2 separate regions of the Homo sapiens genome follow, and region 2 is linked to region 1. A link is an interaction called in ENCODE POLR2A ChIA-PET data of the cell type or tissue named here. Cell type or tissue: OCI-LY7. All regions are shown on one strand. Each heading gives the region's core, and the rest is flanking DNA. Links, peaks and the distances in the headings are about the cores only.

Evidence for each region. Peaks named below come from ENCODE experiments on the same cell type or tissue, not always from the same donor. Only the 100,000 strongest peaks of a DNase experiment are listed, where the experiment ranks them.
Region 2: POLR2A ChIA-PET joins it to region 1 with 5 read pairs; 2 of 35 experiments call an interaction of 5 or more read pairs at or near these places.

The regions. Positions count from the first base shown.
Region 1 is chr12:49,699,223-49,704,598 of GRCh38, forward strand. The region is part of intron 1 of FMNL3 (formin like 3); the gene reads right to left. Among named protein-coding and RNA genes, the nearest start is that of FMNL3, 5.5 kb to the right of the region's middle. RefSeq lists enhancers at 1-55, 296-345, 4,694-4,783, 4,804-4,893. In OCI-LY7, for the core only: no CTCF peak of the experiment used is centred there; DNase peaks (open chromatin) are centred at 3,009 and 4,589; H3K4me3 peaks cover 2,213 bases; H3K27ac peaks cover 3,108 bases.
Region 2 is chr12:49,916,053-49,921,428 of GRCh38, forward strand. The region is part of intron 1 of LINC02395 (long intergenic non-protein coding RNA 2395); the gene reads left to right. Among named protein-coding and RNA genes, the nearest start is that of LINC02395, 6.8 kb to the left of the region's middle. In OCI-LY7, for the core only: no CTCF peak of the experiment used is centred there; no DNase peak of the experiment used is centred there.

The DNA.
Region 1 (5,376 bases), core at 214-5,213:
CTGTCCCATGGGCTTACTACAGTCACTTCTGGGGCACATACTTTGGTGTTGACCACAGAACCAGGACCCCGGCTCTGCCCAGCCTCCCCAAGCAACCTCAGGGGCAGGGGAGGATCTGTGGTCTCATTTCCTCTCCACTTTGGCTTCTTTTTTCACTTCACTGAAGATTAGTTATTTCCACCAAGACCAGTTCCTGTTCTCACCAGCTGTAGCAGTTGTTTCCCCACAGACAGAATTAGGAAGCACTGGTGTGGCTGCCACCTGGACTGTCCCAGCTGCAGAACACAGACCCAATGAGTCCTGAGAAAGGGCTTTTTCATCCCAGATAAAGTAGCAGGAAGAAAGTAACGGGCAGGAAGCAATTCCAAGAACTCCACAGTGGATACAATGGCATCCATTTTATTATTTTAACCTTACATAACAGTTACATATGCTTTTATACGTGAAAAATATTTTATAATGAAAAACTATACGAAATGTATACATTTATTACATAGACATATGTATATAATAAATCCCCAACAGAGAGCAAAGAACGCAAATAAAAGATGGCCAAAACACTTAAAATGAAATGTTCAGAGAACTGCAAAGTAAAACAAGATACCATGTCTAATTAATCAAACTGGCAAAGGCTTTAAAAACATTAATTCACTCAGTAACGGTTAGCTTACAGAGAAAGGTAGACACATATACTATCAGTGGAAAAGGTAACTGATAAAACTTTTTCAGAAGATATATGTCTCAAACGCCTTTAAAAACCATATACCCTTTGGCCCAATAATTCCACTTCTAGCAATTTATCCTAAGGAAATAATCAGAGATGGACACAAATATTTATGCACAGGATGTTCAACACAGTGTTATTTGTAACAGCAAAAAAAAGATTTTAGGCTGGGCGTGGTGCTCACGCCTGTAATCCCAGCACTTTGGGAGGCCGAGGCAGGTGGATCACGAGGTCAGGAGATTGAGACCATCCTGGCTAACATGGTGAAACCCCATCTCTACTAAAAACACAAAAAATTAGCCAGGCGTGGTGGCGGGCGCCTGTAGTCCCAGCTACTCGGGAAGCTAAGGCAGAAGAATGGTGTGAACCCGGGAGGCAGAGCTTGTAGTGAGCCGAGATCGAGCCACTGCACTCCAGCCTGGGCGACAGAGTGAGAATCCGTCTCAAAAAAAAAAAAAAAAAAAGAGATTTTAAAAGGGTAAGATACGCTGGACGCAGTGGCTCATGCCTATAATCCCAAAACTTTGGGAGGCCGAGGCAGGTGGGTCGCGTGAGGTCAGGAGTTTGAGATCAGCCTGGCCAACGTGGCAAAAACCCATCTCTAATGAAACTACAAAAATTAGCCAGGCATGGTGGCATGCACCTGTAATCCCAGTTACTCAGGAGGTTGAGGCAGAAGAATTGCTTGAACCCAGGAAGCAGAGGTTACAGTGAGCCGAGATCGCACCATTGCACTCCAACCTGGGCGACACAGCAAGACTCCACCTCAAAAAAAAAAAAAAAAAAAAAGGCAACATAAGGCAGTGATAAAATATTATAGAGTACTATGCAGTAATGAAATCATGATACTGGGCCGGGCGCAGTGGCTCACACCTGTAATCCCAGCACTTTGGGAGGCCGAGGTGGGTAGATCTAAGGTCAGAAGTTTGAGACCAGCCTGGCCAACATGGTGAAACCCCATCTCTACTAAAAATACAAAAAAATTAGCCAGGCGTGGTGGTGGGCGTCTGTAATCCCAGCTACTTGGGAGGCTGAGGCAGGAGAATTGCTTGAACCCAGGAGATGGAGGTTGCAGTGAGCCGAGATCGGGCCATTGCACTCCAGCCCGGGCAACAGAGTGAGACTCCATCTCAAAAAAAAAAAAAAAAAGAAATAATGATACTGAATAATATATAAGCAAATGAGAAAATGCTTAAAATAGTAAATGAACAAATCAGTTTACAAAACAATATACACAGTATGATCCCAATTGTTAAAAAATATATATACACGTACATCAAAGTGTTAATAGTAGATGGTGAGATTATAGGTTTTATTATCTTCTTTACACTTTTCAGTAAGTTCCAAATTTACCTAATAAATATTTATTATTTTCATAATCAGGAGAAAAGAAGCTATTCTCAATCCTCTTCCATCCTTTTAAAAACCTTCTCATACATTATTCCCTCTTTTAAAAACCATTTGGAAACAAAAACAGTTATATCCTACAATCTAGCAAGTTCTATTTTGAGTTTCTATCCCAAGGAAAACTCTAAATATTGAAAATACTTTGTACACCAAGATGTTCATCACAGCATTGTTTATGATGACAAACAGAAGCAAAAAACCTAAATATCTAAGAAAAGGTGTATGGGTAAGCAAACAAAGGTACCTTCACTTGATGGACCATCGTACAAGCATTTAAATGTTTACAGGCCAGGCTTGGTGGCTCTTGCCTGTAATCCCAGCACTTTGGGAGGCCGAGGTGGGCAGATCACTTGAGGCCAGGGGTTCGAGACCAGCCTGGCCAACACATGGTGAAACCCCGTCTCTACTAAAAACACAAAAATTAGCCAGGCGTGGTGGCAGGCGCCTGTCATCCCAGCTATTTGGGAGGCGAGGCAGGAGAATCGCTTGAACCCAGGAGGCAGAGGTTGCAGTGAGCAGAGATTGTACCACTGCATTCCAGCCTGGGTGACAGAGTAAGACTGTCTCAAAAACAAAAACAAACCACTTACAATTACTAGCCTGGGAAAACTAATGAAATAACAAAAGCAAAAAACAAACAAAAAAACTGGATAAAAAACATATATACTGGCAGGGCATGGTGGCTCATGCCTAAAATCCCAATACTTTGGGTGACTGAGGTGGGAGAATCACTTGAGCCTAGGAGTTTGAAACCAATGTGGGCAACAAAGCAAGACCCCATCTCTACAAAAAATGAAAAAATTAGCCAGGCATGGTGGCGCACGCCTGTGGTCTAGCTACTCAGGAGGCTGAGGCAGGAGGATCACTCAAGCCTGGGAGTTCAAAGCTGCAGTGAGGTGCAGTGAGCCATGATCATGTCACTGCACTCCACCATGGGTGACAGAGCGAGACTCTGTCTTAAATAAATAAATCAAATATCAAAACATTGTATAAAACTCTATGCAGAGAAAAAAATATAAAGGTTTTAAAGCACATCAGCTGCATTTGGTAAAGGAACTAAGAAAATATTTGCATTTGGTAAAGAAACTAGAGAAAATATGGATGTTTTTCTTTAACCTAAATCTTTAGTCTTTTCTTCTTTCTGAATTGTCCCATACTTTCTTTAGAGAATAAGTATTACTTTAAGAGGAAAACAAAACAAAACAAAACAAAAAAACGCTGAATCTCCCTCTGGGCAATGAAAACATTCCCAAATGACAGAGTCCACTCCATCAGTCCCTTCCCCACCACACACAGGCTTCCCCCAGACTAAGGCAGGGTCATATCAGAAGGTCAAGGGAATAAGACTCCTCTCTGTGGTCTAGGGTCTTCTCTGTGGGGTCTCTGAACAAGAAGAAGGTTCCTCTGACCAGCTGCTGTGAAAGGCCCTTTCCCTGCCCCCTCCCAAGTTCTATTCTAGCCTGAACTAATTCACCACAATCCTGAGGGCTGGGAAAAAAATTTCCACCATGGTGATTTGGAACCTGATATTTAGTCCAAGTTTTTCCCAGCCCATTTCTGTGTCAAAGGAGGCCCCTCAAAGCCTCTTAGACAACTAGCACCCAGGCCAGCTTAGCTCCCACATCAATGCTACACTTACAGAAAAACCCCCAAGTTGTCAGTCATCACCAGGGAAATGTGAGAGGAGAAACTGCAGCAGGGATAGCTCCTGTCACACAACCCTACCCTTATGCCCTGAAAGCCTCCTCCTAAGGGATATACAGGGCTTTTTCTGGCATCAGAACTTTTAGACTCCATGTCAAGTCTGTAGTAAATCAACAAAGAGAAAAATCAGAGTACAATCACAACAAAGACAGACAGCTATCCTTTCAAAGACCTTAGAGCCCTCTGCCTCCCCTCTCTATGGAAAGTCCAGTACTGGCCAGAATACTAGCTTCTGAGCAACTGAGTTTGGGTAGTAATCTAGTTTGGACCAAAACACACTGGGACTGTATCAGACCAGAGATTGGCTCTCATTCTGGTATTCATAAAGAGGAGCTCCATTAATTGCCCCAACCCCAAACTTCTCAATACCCAACAGAATGGGAAGTGCTACTCAGATAGGGGGTAAGGAAGGATGCCAAGAAGCAGTGTAACACAGCAGCTTCACAACCTTTTTCCCATCGAGGCACACCTAGAAAATATTACTGTTTCTACAGTACATGGGGTAGAAGCTGATCCCATCCAGAGGGGACTGACTGGGAACTTTAGCTGCCCCTAGGAATAAGGGGATCAGTATTCCAGCACATCTGTGATCCATCTGCAGCACACTAGTAGGGAAGCCCTGAATTAAGGCACTGGGCTGGGTTAGGATTCTTGGAATCAATGTTCTCATCAAATCTTCTCATAGCCCTCATCTCAAGCTCTTCAACTTTGGCTGACAGATCATGTGTCTAGAACAGAAGGCTGGGAGCCTGTGGTCTTGACTCAGCACTGATACAACTTCCCCAGCGAGGATACTCTTCAGGGGGTTTTCCACAGACACACTTGGGGCTAAGGAAGCCCTCCAGCTTACAGCAGCAGCCATATTCCGAGACTGGATATACACAACAGGGTAATTGGTTTTATCAGATTTCTAAACTTTAAAACCCCTTTTTCGGAACACAAGTGATCTCAGATCTGAGTCACTGCTGAGAGGTACAAACTTAAAAGCTACCATTTACTAAGCATATAGTAGATGCCAGACTCTGCTAAGTATTTGACTTCCAATTTCATTAAATCCACACAACAACCTCATGTGGCAAATGCTATTATTATCCCCATGTATAAGAGAAGACTGGGAATCAGATTAAGTAACTTGCTTGAGGTCAAACACTCTTCTAACCAAAGACTATGGATGAAACAGTTGAATCCACTCTGACTTCAAAGTCCATAAGCTTAACCAGGACACCACTATGTCACCTCAACAAACCTCCCAAATAGCTTTTTCAAAAAACCTAACCAATTATAATGAAGCTGACAATCTAGGAAAGAAAAAGGTGAGAAAGGAACAGTTTATCTGACTGTTTCACACCATCAACAAAAATAAGCTAATCTGGCCAGGCACAGTGGCTCATGCCTGTAATCCCAGCACTTTGGGAGGCCAAGGCGGGTGGATCACCTGAGGTCAGGAGTTCGAGACCAGCCTGGCCAACATGGCGAAACCCCATCTCTACTAAAAACACAAAAATTAGCCAGGCTTAGTGGCACGCGCCTGTAATCCCAGC
Region 2 (5,376 bases), core at 239-5,238, 220 kb after region 1:
ATAACATTTTGGCAAATGCAATTGAAGGAAGGGGTGGAAAGGCATTCAGAATGGAGGAGACAGCAGAGCAAGGGTGTGGCGTCTACAAGCTCTTTACATACCCAAATCAGAAGTGATGGAGCTCACTTCCGGACGAAGCTCAGGTGGGACCCTTGAGCTTCCCAGACCCCCTACTTCTTAGCTCTCTGATTGGTTAATGGGCCACACCCTTGGCCCAGCCTCAGCCCATTTTCCTGCCTGGCACCACAGGCTGGAGTTCTGGGCAGGGACACAAGGCTGCAGCCTCCCTTCTTCCTGGCAAATTCTCCTGGGGAGGTGGAGCCTGTTGCTTGGATAATGGAGTTGTGTTTCCAGCTCCAAAACTAGGTAAAGAGGACCAGATCCCAGAATTGATAATCTAGATCTGTTCTGTCCAATGTGGTAGCCACTAGCCACGTGTGGTTAGTCAGCACTTAATATTCAGCTAGTCCAAGTTGAGATGTGCTATCAATGTGAAATGCACGCTGGATTTCAAAGACAGTATGAAAAGCAGATACAAACTATCTTATTTATAATTTTATATTGATTACATGTTGAAGTGATCGCATTTTAGGTATGTTGGGTTAAATAAAATGTTATTAAAATTAACTTTACCTGTTCTTTATATATTTTTTTATGTGACTATTAAAATTTATTTATTTATTTATTTATTTATTTATTTATTTATTTATGGAGATGGCCTTGCTCTGTCACCCGGGCTGGAGTGCACTGGCATGGTCACAGCTCACTGCAGCTTTGACCTCTCTGGCTCCAGTGATCCTCCTACCCCAGTCTCCCGAGTAGCTGGGACTACAGGCACATGCCACCATGTCCAGCTAATTTTTTTTTTTTTTTGTATTTTTTGTAGAGGCAGGATCTCTCAATGTTGCCCAGGCTGGTCTCGAACTCCTGGGCTCACGTGACCTGCCCGCCTCAGCCTCCCAAATTTCTGGGATTACAGGCCTGAGCCACCACGCCCAGCCCAAAACAAGTTAAATTATGTGTGTAACTCACATTTATGTCTCATGTTATTTTTCTTTCTGTTGAACTATGCTGATCTAGACTGAACCATTCCCCACTCTCTGGAGGGCAAACCCACAGGGCGATGTTATGGGGAGACTCGGATGGGAGGGACTGTGACATGTGGGAGAAGGATCAATCCAGACCAGGCTGGAGACAGGAGGAATGTGAGGGGGCTGCACAACTAAGCCTGACCAGGCTCCTGGGAAGAGGGGCGCGTGGAGCAGATATTTTCTCCTCCACTCTCATATTTCCCTGTTAATAGACTGTGAGCAACCTGGGAGAAATAAGACCGTGCTTTATTCATCGCCACGCCCTCGGGGCCAAACGCAGCGCCTGCCATAGAGCGAGTGCTTGCAAACATGCACTGAATTAATGAGTGAGTGAGGGATAGAATGGGGAGAGAATCCAGACAGCAAAGAACTGTGCTGAGATGGTGCCAGTCCTGCCTGGATGGTTCCAGGGTGCAGGGTGTTTGGAGATTTTAATCCTTAAATCCTTTAGGCTATAATCTCCCAGAGAGCGGGGTGGCCACACTCTATACCCACATATGCACTTCCCAGTAGCTGGAGACAGCTGGGAACAGGCAGTGAGGACACCTGGGGTCATCACATCCAGCCTCCTGCCCCTCTGAGCCCCTTCAAAGGAGTAGATTCTTCTCCCTCCTGCAGGCAGCCTTGGAGCTCCAGCCTGCTCCTTCCCCAAACACAAACACACACACACACACACACACGCCTGGGAGAAACTTCAGTGGGTCTCTCCACACTCAGGCCAGGATGGTAAAGGTTGCCCAGGCAGCCCAGGGAAGGAGGTAAACATGCAGCTGCCTCCACCTGGCCCGGTTCTGCCCGCACTTCAAGCTGGGGCCCTACCCTTGCCTAAGTCATGGGTCAGCGACTCTCAGGAGCACCTTCCTCACACACATTGACTCAAGGTGAGGTACCACAGGCAAGTTTCCACAGTCCTCACCCTTAGCAAGCCTCTTCTGGCCCAGCAGTGGGCAAGGTAGGGATGTGGCAGCATGGGGAGGACCTGTGAAGGCAGAAAAGACACCACAGTGGCTCACATGGATGCACGGTTAGCTCTGTACTCTGAGAGGCAGCCTATTGTACAACATAAGCAGCAGGGCTCTAGAGTTCCTCCACCTGCCCACCTGCTGTGTGTAACCCTGGGTAAGTTAATCAACTTTTTTTTTTTTTTTTGAGATGGGGTCTTGCTTTGCTGCCCAGGCTGGAGTGCAGTGGCATGATCCTGGCTCACTGCAGCCTTGACCTACCGGCCCCAAACAATCCTCCTACCTCAGCGTCCCAAGTAGCTGGGACCACAGTATGCACCGCCACACCTGGCTAGTTATTTTTATTTTAATTTTTTTGTAAAGATCGGGTCTCCCTACATGGGTCAGGCTGGTCTCAAACTCATGGGCTCAAGGGATCTTCCCACCTGGGCCTCCCAAAGTGCTAGGACTACAGGTGTGAGCCGGCACACCCAGCCCACCACTAACTTCTTTAGACCTTGGGTTCCTCCAAAATGGGCACAGTACAAGTCCCCTGCCCATAGCGTGGTTCAGAGATTGACTGAAAACAAATCAAGTTCTTGGAGCAGTGCCTGGCACCTAGTGAGTGTTGGGCATTGGTGATCACCATGACACAGTTTAGTTCCCTTTGCAGTTGGGGAAATGAGGTTCCAAGAGGATCAATTCCTAGAAGCAGTTATAAAGACAAAACGGTTTTACATCATTCAGATTTTTCTTTAACTTTTTATTATGGAAGTTTTCCAACATATATAAAAGTGGAGAGAGTAATATAATAACCCCAGGCGCTCATCACCCCACTTCACTGATTACCAACTCACGGCCAATTGAGCTTCATCTCTAGCCCAGCCATACCCCCTGGGTTCTTTTGAAGCAAATCTCAGACATCGTACCATCTCATCTGTAACTATTTCAGATGCGTCTCTAAGAGAAGAGGACTTTAACAAATAGCTATACTACTATTATTATGCCTAAAAAACTAACAATAATTTAATATTAAATACTTAGTCACTGTTCCAATTCTCCAGTTTTCTCATTTACACAATTGTTCAAATTAGGATTCAGATAAAGTCCATATACTGTATTGCAAATGATTAATGCTTCTTAAGCCTCTCTCTCTCTTTTTTGTTTCTTTTCATGCCTGGCTTAATTTTTTCATTTTTTGTAGAGACGTGGTCTTGCTATGTTGCCCAGGCTGGTCTCAAACTCCTGGCCTCAAGCGATCCTCCCACCTCAGCCTCCCAAAGCACTGGGATTACAGGCATGAGCCACTGTGCCTTAAGGCTCTTTTATTTATTTATTTATTTTTGAGATAGGATCTCACTCTGTCACCCAGGCTGGAGTGCAGTGGCGGGATCTTGGCTCACTGCAACCTCTGCCTCCCAGGTTCAAGCAATTATTGTGCCTCAGCCTCCCAAGTAGCTGGGATCACGGATGTGCACCACCATGTCCAGCTAATTTTTGTGTTTTTAGTAGAGACGGGGTTTCACCATGTTTGCCAGGTTGGTCTCAAACTCCTGACATCATGTGATCTGCCTGCCTCAGGCTCCCAAAGTGCTGGGATCACAGGCGTGAGCCACCGCGCCCGGCCTTAAGTCTCTTTTAAATTATAGGTCCCCTTTTTCTCTTTTTCCACCCTTACAATGTATTTGTTGAGGAAACCAGGTCATTTTTGCTGTAGAATTTCCCAGAGTCTGGAGTTTGATTGCATCCCTAAATCTAGAGGCTTGAAAATCCTATAGTTTTCAAAATAATGAGCGAGTTCCCTAGCATCTCTGAAAGTGATCATTAATTTTTATCATAAACTTATGGATTTACATACATTTGAAATGTTTCAACACATTGCCATTATAGTTAGGGTATTTTGTTTTTCTTTTTTGTCTAGATGGAGTCTTGCTCTGTCATCCAGGCTGGAGTACAATGGCGCAATCTCGGCTCACTGCAACCTCTGCCTCCTGGGTTCAAGCAATTCTCCTGCCTCAGCCTCCCGAGTAGCTGAGATTACAGGCACCCGCCACCACACCCGGCTAACTTTTTGTATTTTTAGTAGAGACGGGGTTTCACCATGTTGCCCAGGCTGGTCTCGAACTCCTGACCTCATGATCTGCCCACCTCGGCCTCCCAAAGTGCTGGAATTACAGCTGTGAGCCATTGCGCCCAGCCAGTTAGGATATTTTTTAAAAATTGTTTTTCCAGCTTAAGTTTAGGGAGTAAGGGTGATTACAAGGGACAACATAGAAAAATTGAGAGAACTCTGGCTTTGGAGGCAAACAACCCGTGGGTGGAATCCTGGCTCCACCACTTACAAGCTGGATGGCTTTGGTCAAGTTACTTCACTTCTCTTTCCTTCTATTTCCCCACCCCCCGATAAGGAAATGATTAATAATAACTAACATTTCCTGAGTGCTTACTGTCTTCCAGGCATCGTGCTCAGCGTCTTAAAGACATGATGGCAATTTAATCCTCCTATCAGTTCAGTGAAGCAGGAGTCGTTATTATTGTCCCCACTTTAGAGATGAGGAAGAAACTGAAGCACAGGTGGTTGAGCAATTTGTCCAAGGTTACACACCTAGAAAGGGGCGCGGCAGGGACCTGAACCGGGGCAGTCTGACTCCACAGCCCACTGTCCTCTAGCGGTTGTTGTGGAGAAGAGAGAGGGTGATGGTGATGCCCTCCTGCAGGCCCTGATAGATGGGAAGACCAGGCCAGAAGGTGAGCAGGGCCGTCCCTGGCACTTCCCCTCAGGGATGGAGCACAGTCAAGCCTGGCGTGTGGGGGGTGCAACCCCTATTGCAGCTGCAGTCTCTCCCCTTCCCCAGACTCCCCCCTCACCTGCTGTGACCCAGACCCTTGCATAAGAACACAGCTGTTCTTGGTGAGTTCTGTTTCCATTGCCATTATGGTTCTCCTCCTAATTGTTTCATTAATCAGAAAGGGCTGATCAATGCTGGGAGGCCAAGGTGGGAGGATTGCTTAAGGCCAGGAGTTCAGCCTGGGCAACGTAGTGAGACCCTTCACCTCTACCCCCGCCTCTACCAAAAATTAAATAAATACAATTAGCTAGGCGTGGTGGCACATGCCTGTGGTTCCAGCTACTCAGGAGGCTGAGGAGGGAGGATTGCTTGAACCCAGGAGGTCAGGGCTGCAGTGAGCTGTGTTCTTACCACTGCACTCCAGCTTGTGTGACAGAGCAAAATCCTCTTGTAGTTGTGGGTGGGGGGGCGGTAGGCAGGGTGCAGGGAAAGAGAGAGAGAAGGAAGGAAGGAAGGGAGAAAGAGAGAGACAGAGAAAAAGAAAGAAGAAAGGAA